2 separate regions of the Mus musculus genome follow, and region 1 is linked to region 2. The links are chromatin loops, found by intact Hi-C in ENCODE. Cell type or tissue: left cerebral cortex. All regions are shown on one strand. Each heading gives the region's core, and the rest is flanking DNA. Links, peaks and the distances in the headings are about the cores only.

Evidence for each region. Peaks named below come from ENCODE experiments on the same cell type or tissue, not always from the same donor. Only the 100,000 strongest peaks of a DNase experiment are listed, where the experiment ranks them.
Region 1: a loop joins it to region 2, with 2.9 times the contacts of the local background. A loop is called at or near these places in 3 of 42 quality-filtered maps.

The regions. Positions count from the first base shown.
Region 1 is chr4:46,987,724-46,992,103 of GRCm38, forward strand. Gabbr2 (gamma-aminobutyric acid (GABA) B receptor, 2) reads right to left here and starts at 3,991. Exons shown (of 19, transcript NM_001081141.2): 1 at 3,385-3,991. The coding sequence starts at 3,702. In left cerebral cortex, for the core only: a CTCF peak has its summit at 2,380 (motif pointing left); DNase peaks (open chromatin) are centred at 794, 1,415, 2,374, 2,758 and 1 more place; H3K4me3 peaks cover 3,584 bases; H3K27ac peaks cover 2,759 bases.
Region 2 is chr4:46,857,090-46,861,469 of GRCm38, forward strand. All of the region lies in intron 2 of Gabbr2 (gamma-aminobutyric acid (GABA) B receptor, 2), which reads right to left. It overlaps Gm32208 (a long non-coding RNA gene), which reads left to right. Exons shown (of 4, transcript XR_390546.4): 1 at 1-4,380. Among named protein-coding and RNA genes, the nearest start is that of Gm32208, 9.6 kb to the left of the region's middle. In left cerebral cortex, for the core only: a CTCF peak has its summit at 2,028; a DNase peak (open chromatin) is centred at 1,996; H3K27ac peaks cover 1,457 bases.

The DNA of each region.
Region 1 (4,380 bases), core at 215-4,214, 130 kb after region 2:
TGGCCATCAAAGAACTCGTAGGTAGTATGGTCCACCAAGTTCACCTGGGTATCTGGATTGCTTTCAAACACAGGGCAGAGAATCTGACACTCCAAAGGCTGCTCCCAGCTTTTTCTTATGGTGGGAGCTTCAAAGCCTCCACATAGCTTCTGGCTCTTCCTCTTGTCTACACTTTCAGTGCCTTGCTTGTGTTTTTATTACACAAGTCCTCTTGGAATCCATACACAAGTGTTTGCTGAAGTGATGCAATGCTCCACCAAAGAAACCGAAGTCCGACCACCCCGTGATCTGTTGTGATGCCCCATCGGCAGACAGAGGCCTTGAACGTTCTGGGCTGAGCTTGGAATACCTGTTACTAGAGACGCTGGTACAGGCTCAAGGCCTGCCTGAGCTGCAGAGTGAATTCAATACCATCTTGGGCAGCTTATGGAGACTATCTCAAAATAAAGATGTAGGAAGAGATCTGGGGATATAATTGGCCAAACCTTTGGCTTCTGGGTTGGATCCCCAGTATTGCAAAAAGGAAACCAGGAAGTTCTACTGCCTGTCTCATCACAGAAGAGGCTCAACCAACATAAATACATGAGGAGGTAGGCTGGCCTGGGAGAGCAGATAAACTATGCCTTGCTGTATCTTTCACCCTTTTTACAGGCGGTGTGGACCAAGGTCCATCCTGCCTTCCTTTAGTTACTGGCCAATGAGGCTATGACTGACAGCCAATGTCAACAAAGCCAGGCAAGATTAGCCCATCACACCAACCCTGCATTCAAGTCTTCTGACAGGAGCAGCAGACGGTGAGGAGGCAGCTCTCTGAGTCCACAAACACAGCCTTGCGCTAACAGGGGCTACTCACTCACTCAGAAGTGGCAAATGCCTTTCAGATTGCCCTGCATCTGCTGCCAGTTCCCAGACTGATTTTCCCTTCAGTCCAGCTCAGAGAAAACTTTAAAGACAGGTTAGTGGGGGGGGGGGGGTGAGGGGGAGTAATTATAGTTCCTGGGCACTCTCCCAAATGTGATACTTCATGCACGAGGTGATATATTGACTGTCAGCCAGAATTCTCTTTTCTGGTAGTAACCTCCCTGACTCTCTTAAAGACTGTAAGGCCAAGCAGGAGAAAGAAGCATTCTTAATATTTTAGCAGTGACTGACTTATCCCACCTAAAGCCATAGTGTCTCACTGGTGAATCCACACCAAATGGAAGTGCAGGAAGGGAGGCAGTTATTTATTGAGTGCTTACAGCGTGCCAGACAGAGTGCTGGCAGTGGAGCCTGCTGGCATCTCTCTGTAAGCCCCTGGACGCCATCCGACAGAGGATGGCTAACCACTCTGCTCTTGAGATCTGAACACCTGCATTTAGAGGCATTAGAGATTAAGTGTCCAATTCAAGGTCATGGGTGGGCGGGGTCAGGAGGTCAGAGGGATAACCTATTTCTGCAGTGTTCAACCCTAAGCCCCAGATCAGGTACAGTTGACATTAGAGGGAAACCCAGTGCTGTGCCTGAAATATTCCCACCAACCAAAGCTCCTCTGACTGCCTCATCCTCTTGACTTTGGGTCCTCTCACTCAGAAAGCCACCAAGACACACTTGAGAAAAAAAATGTAAAAGCGTTGGCCCACACCCTGCAACCAAGCGCCCATCCCTCTGCTACCACAAATGGACTAATGAGAAACTTCTCAGGAAGCATTCGAAAAGGTTTTACAAGACATAGTGAAGATGTATACAGGGCAGCCCTGTCTACAATTGCTTTTGTCTTCTAAGAACCGGCCTGTCCCTGTCCCTGTCCCTTCCAGAATATGGGTGGAAGCCACATGAAAGTGTGCCAAGGATATATGCCTCTGCATAAATGCATACCCATCTCAATGTGCTTGTGCCAGACAGGTACCCCTAAAGAACTTGAAACACTGAGGGGGGAGGGAGAAAAAAGGAGGTCGTCAGGAACGTCAATCGAAAGTGATTTCACACACGGTTAGCCCTGTACAGCCACCCAGTGTGCCTCTTCCCGAGGCAGAGGAGCCTCTCTGCCTGCAGCAACCTGAGCTCACCGTTACCAACTGCCACCAATTCCTTCACCTTTTATTTACAGAGCAGAACAGCAGGCTGCTTCACTGGTGAAGCGGGGGAGGCGGGGAATGAGATACAATCTACATTATGCTCTTTTCCGGGAGGGGGTATAAAAAAGGGGTCAGGCAGGGGAAGAAGCCAAGCCCAGGTTACACCACCAGGGGGATGCTCCTTTCTTGAGGAGTCTGCCCGGGAGCTCCAGCAAAGGTGCGCTGGGGGAGCCCGGGAAGCAAGGGTCCAGAGCTCGCCCTGGCTTTGCTGGGAGAGATGCAAGAGGCGCCAACAGAGCTCTCAGTAAAGGAAATCACTGCCCCCTTCAGGCCGAATCTTATCTCTCGAGGCTGCGGACCGGAGAGTAGGGGCTCCCTGGGTCCGGAAAAACTCGCAAACCCGTCCTTATTCCTGATCGCTCTTCCAGGCCCTCTCTTCGTCCTAGCCTCAGAGTGGGCAGTCAGGGTCTGAGCTGAGGCTCCTTGGAAACCTAGACATGAGGGCGTGAGATCGGGGTTTGGGATGGAAAGGTCTTGGTTCTCCAGCTCTGCTCAGAAAAGAAGGCCAGAGGGGAACCCTCTGCCACACTCCAAGTCTAGGCTCCCACGACACGAACGCCTCAAGTGTGCACCTGCTCAGCGGTGTTAGCAGCTGCTGAACAAAAGTGGAAGCGCGATCGGACACCACCACACGTCCCGGGCTAGACCTGTCAAGCCACTCTATGAGCAACTAACCCAAGGCGGGGAGAGGGGGAAGGGGAGTCTCCCAAAACTGCTCCAGCTACTGCCAGCGCTGGACAGATCCAGGCAGCAGCGCTGCAGAACCCTCCGGGCTCCGAGGCTGACCGTGGCGCGCGCGAGCCCTGAGCTGCAGAAGTGCACCACAGGATCGGTCCTGCCCGAAGCTTGGCCCCCGAGGGTCCTGGAGCCCTCTAGCCCTAAAAGGGCGGCTTGGAATTTTTAGGGTCTGGGAATAGGCCCCATAGCCTGTCCAGCTGTGGCTGGCCCAGTTTGTAATCAGTGTGCGTGTTCCTCTTACTTGGCACCTGACAACCCTAGGAGCAGCACCGGACAGGGGCAACCGGCGCAGGCCTCTGGGAGTCCAACCTCTCACATCTCTAACTCCTCCTCTGGTCAAAGGAGACCCCCATTCCACACCCACACAGAGGTGGAAGGTGCTCACAGATCAGGGTCCCACCTGCTCCAGCCAAGCCCAGTGAGACCCTGATGGACCCAGTACGCGGTCAGCCAGCGAGGAGGAGACAATCACGGCTCTGTCCCTCCTCGACGCCCCCAGCCTCGACGGCATGGGTCACTGGACACTTACCTCGGTGTCGTAGAGTCGCAGGTCCAGGAAGTAGGGGCGCAGGAGTGACTCGTTGCGGATCTGCTCGATGGCTAGCTCCACGGCGGGGAGCACGCCGCGCCCGATGCTGCCCTTGGCCACCTCCTTGGTGAGCGGCATGAGGCCCATGATGGAGAGCGGCGGGCTGCTGGGCGGCGGCCGGGGGGCGCCCCGCGCCCAGCCCCAGGCCCCGGGAGCCAACGACAGCAGCAACGACAGCAGCAGGGGCAGCAGCAGGCGCGCGGGCGGCGGCGGTGGCGGCGGCGGCCGGGGCTGCCCGGAGCTCGGCGGGGAAGCCATGCCGCGCCGCGGGCTGCGGGCGCCAGCTCACTCGGCCCGCATGGCCTGGCCCGGCCCGCCGCCCGGCGCCGAGCTCTGCCCGCGGCTCCCGCGCAATGGCGCCGGCACGGGCCCCGGCTCGGCTCCGGCTTCTGCTCGCTCAGAACGGCCGCGGCGGCGGCGGCGGCGCCCGTGACGGATCAATCACGCCGGGAAGGGGTGGGAGCCAGCGGAGTGCGGGAGGCGGGGAGCCAACGAGCGAGCGAGCGAGCGAGCGCCGAGGGGGCCGAGTCTCCGCGCGCCTCTCTCCAGCGCGGCCGCCCCGCACCCGGCCGCCTCCTCCCGCCTCCGTGCGCGATCGCAGCTCTTTCCTGCTCGGAGCCGCGGGACGTCGGACCCTGGAGCCCGGCCAGGGGAGGGAGGGCGGCAGGAGGCTCGGGAGGCGAAGGCAAGGCTGCTGAGCGGCGGCTCGGGCCGCCTCCGGGGACAGGGACGGGCCGTGCGCGCCGGGGGAGGGGGAGGCGCCGGCGCTGCGGCTGCCGCGGGGAGGGCCGTGCTCCCGGCACACGCACACTCGCGCCCCGGGCGCTGCGCCGCGCCGGCTGCTGCGGCCGGCTGACCCCGCCGCCGGGGACTGAGCTCCAGAGCCCCACGTTCGGGGGAATCGAAGCTGCTATGCGCGGGGGACGCGGGCGCCTC
Region 2 (4,380 bases), core at 114-4,113:
ACCCGCGAGATCACTAGTATAACAGTGGCACACGGCTTGTAGGTGTGACCAACCAACATCTGACTAGGTTCAAGGCCCCTCCACGAGATGGAACTCATTCTTGACATTACTTGAGTGGCCAAGAACCTGAGACTAAGTAGACCAGGATCCTTAGGGGAAGCTAAAAATCATTGTTCTGTTAAAGGAATGCGGCAATAAAATGATTTCTAACAACATCCTGCTCTATCAGTCTCCTAGATCAATTTCTTATTCGGCCTTTATAAGAGACTCATACTAGGTAATACCCAGGGCCATACAACGTAGCGAGAGTGAGAGACCTTGGAGACTCTGTTCTAGAGGGGATGCCTCCATCAAGTCTCTCCCCCCAGGGCTCAGGGGACCCTGTGGAAAGGAAAGAGAAGTATTTAAAGTCAGAGGAGATGGAAGACACAAAGGAAACAAGGCCTTCCCAACACAGTAAGACCAAGGCACATTTGAACTTGCAGACACGGAGGTGGCATGCACAGGGTCTGCACAGGTCTAGGCCCGATGTGATCCCAGTGCTAAGGGGGAACTGGACACAAGCCCCATCCCTAACCTAGGAGCTATCTCCAGTTGATAACTGCCCACAAAGGAAACCTTAGTTTTCTCTAATGGAGTCTCACTAGGAATGGAAACTATTCGAGACAGGGTTTCTCTGTGTAGCCCTGGCTGTCCTGGAACTCATTCTGTAGACCAGGCTGGCCTCGAACTCAGAAATCCACCTGCCTCTGTCTCCCAAGTCTGGGATTAAAGGTCTATGCCACCATTGCGTGGCTGCATGTAGACTAATCTTACAGACAGTCACTGTGCCCAACAGTAGATAGCAAACACAATATGATGTCATTGTCTCAGAATGCTTTGTCTGGGCATTTTATTTTGTTTATTTGTTTATTTGTTTATTTATTTATTTGTTTAATTGAACCTTACAGAGCCTTTTCTTTTGTTAGTTTGTTTCATTCTATTCTCAATTGTTTGTTTGTGTGTGTGTGTGTGTGTGTGTGTGTGTGTGTGTGTGTGTGTGTGGTGTATGCTTGCATTCAAACGAAAAAAGAGAGAAAGAAAAGGCATGGATTTGGGTGAGAAAAGAATGGAGAGGAGTTAAAGGTGGAGAAATTGTAATCAGAATATATTGTACACATACATGTATTATGTATATGTATTTGTTTGTTTGTTTGTTTGTTTATTGAGACAGGAGAGCAGGCTGGCCTCTAGCTCACAGAGATCCACATGCCTCCCGAGTGCTGGAATTAAAGGCATCTGGCACTATTCCCAAACATTATAAGTACTCTAAAATTTTTTTCCTGTTGGACTGGGAGCTATCCCTGTGGGTAAACTGCCTGCTGTGCCACTGTGAGGACCCGGGGTTTGGGTCCTCAGGAAGGATGTGACACACAGCAGTAACCAGGATGCTGGGTGGGAGAGACTGGAGAATCCCCGGAGCTAACTGCCCAGACAGTCTAGCCAATCGGTGAGTCGCAGGCTCAGAGAGAGATCCTATCCCAAAAAACAAGGCAGAGAGAGGCTGAGGATGATGCCCAATATCAACCTCTGTCCTCTGTAGGACCAGCACATAGATACATGCAGACACACACACACTTTACTGTCAAATAGAAGCTATATTCCTGAGTGTGTGATATTTCAATGTATAATAGTAGGACCAATTGCCTGTCCCCTGCTTTAAGAAATAGTTCTAATTTATTTATAGACAGTAAATAGCAAAGCCGTTTACTTCTCGCCCTTTAGGAGCTGTCCTGCTCTGTGACATGCTGAGATTCTTAAAATTTCCCTCCCTTTCTCCCACTTTTTACCTTTGTTTTATGTAAATAAGATCACAAAACAAACAGAGCTTTCGCCAACTCTTTGAAGTTTGTTTTTAATAAAAAGGAAAATTGAGGCCATGGGGAACAGCAGAGGCGATCTGGAGCGGGCTAGTGTGGCGGAAGGGCTGAGCTCTGGGTTTCAGCCAAGGCACGCTGAGCCCTGGGGCTGCTTTCTGTCACTTGCAGCTTGGGGCCTCTGGAGGCAGGGTGAGCACGGTCCTGTCTCAAGAACAGGACGAGAGTCACAACAGCAGCAGCTTCAGCTACAGATGGCTTCAGTAAACCCCGGCGTCTGTACTGGACGGTCCACGGGTCAAGCTAGGCAAGTAGGCACCGTCTCCTACCGCTGTGTAAGGACAGTGACCTTCCCCGCTCTCCCCCACCAGGCAGACACGGTTCTTAATCAGCCTTTCTAAATCCTAGCCTGGTGATGGATAAAAGGCGGGTTAATTACAAAAATACTAATGATTATATGACTCTTCTAATTGTGTACAATTAGAATGTATGTCTTTAATTTTCCCTGAAACTTCTGGTAGAGTGTTCCATTTCCCTCACAGCTGTGCAGGTGACAAACTCAGGAAATTAACAAATTGCATTGGAGGCCTCTCAGCTCCCAATACACCTTTACACTCGGCTCTTAGCCGATGTCTTTAGGGGTAACCGAATTCTTGTGCGATCACAGCCGGGAAGCCAATACCTTTTAATTACCACACTGCAGAAATCGTACCTCCTCCTGTCACTTCAGCACCTCTAATTAGTCAATTGGTTGAAATCACAGCCTTGGGATGAGAGGTGTTCAGGGGTGGGGCAGCCCTATTCTTGCAGTAGGAAAGGACGCAGCATCGCCAGTCTCCATGAATGTACCTTTGTTCTTCTAGGTCTCTAGACAAGCTCCTACACATGTGATGAGGCCCACCCACAGACACCTCCTCCAGGGAGTCCTCCCTGCTTTCCTGGTACTGCTCCTACCCTTACTCAGTAGGCACTTGGCAGTGGTGGGTAGTCAGGCCAACATTTTTCATGCCCTATGGGGTCTCCGATGGCTCCCAGTGGAGGAGAGGAAAATATTTCTATACTTTCCGCTGGACAGAAACGCACAGAATGTAGCCACAGAGGCAAGAAAAGCTATTCCTTTGAGGAAGAGGGGGCTGGGCCTAGCTCTTTGAGACTGGCTCAAAGCTCCACATTCTTTTTTTTTTTTTTTTTTTTTGGTTTTTTGAGATAGGGTTTCTCTGTATAGCCCTGGCTGTCCTGGAACTCACTTTGTAGACCAGGCTGGCCTCAAACTCAGAAATCCACCTGACTCTGCCTCCCGAGTGCTGGGATTAAAGGCGTGTGCCAACATACCCAGCAAAGCTCCACATTCTTATGGAGGAGTAGTTCTGAGGAGGACCCACTAATCCAGAGCCCCCAGAAGGACTACAGGTCAGGGGTCATTGGGCACTTCACAGTCCAGGTGCCAGCAACACCTAGGCTCCCAAAGAAAGTGCTATCTAGAGTTCCAGTTTAGCCCCGTGAGCCCAGCACCTCCCACGGGTGAGAGTAGAGACTACAAAACTCCAGGCTGCAGAGATTTGCTTCTTATCACTTCCCAGAGACGGTGGTAGAATCAAGAGAAGAGACTCGCCATGAATGGAGAGGTCATTTGGGGACTGTGACTAGATCCCTGGGTCGAGGCGGGGCTGCAAGAGTTACTGAGCCCTGCTGTGGGCTCTCAGCCTCCAGTTCCAGCCCACTGACACCTACCAGGCCTCAGCCTCCACGGGGCAAAGTCAGAGGACAGATCCCACCCTACCTCTGCAGGGCAGGGCTGAGATCAAGGGGTAGGTTGGCTGGGCAGGTGCTCTACAGAGAAAAATCCTTTGTGTTACAGAAGAAAGTGTGAGCTTTGAGGCCCACAGAGCCTCAAAGAGCCCTGTGTCTGCCGGATGCCATCTGGCCTGCCCTGTCAGGCCTCCTTTCTCACCCCGTCACGCCCACCTTCTTTCCAAGGGAGATGATGCTGTGCTCAGTCCCCAGGAGGAAGCCTCCAGGGTCCTCCCAAACTTCTAGGCCAGGCCAAGAGCGCCATCAATCCGGCTTTACCACGTGGCAGTGCAGTGCGATGCACCTTGTCTACCTTAAAAGACCACAGGGGATGAGCACACCAGTCATGATGGGAGGAACGCCTTTCCCTATCAGAGGTCGTAACTCCTGTGTGCATGACGGTTAGCCCAACCCCTGGACACTCCTGAGACTTGACTCTGCATCACACCCTTCTTCTCTGTACAGACAATGAATTAGCCAATCGCATTAGATTACGATGAGGTAGAGCTCCCATGAGACACCACCTGGGCTAAAATAAAATCCAAGCAAACCCTCCCAACTCAGTGCCTCGCTAGCCTGGCTTGGGTCCCGGCACAACCTTTTTGCAGAAAGGTATTGCCTTGCTTGGTTATGTTCCCTTTGCGCATGTGCTTCCTTGTACAATCACCACACCAAGAATGTTTTTTCCCAACAACAGTTCATCCTCAAATACGTGCTGCCAAAGTGAATTCAG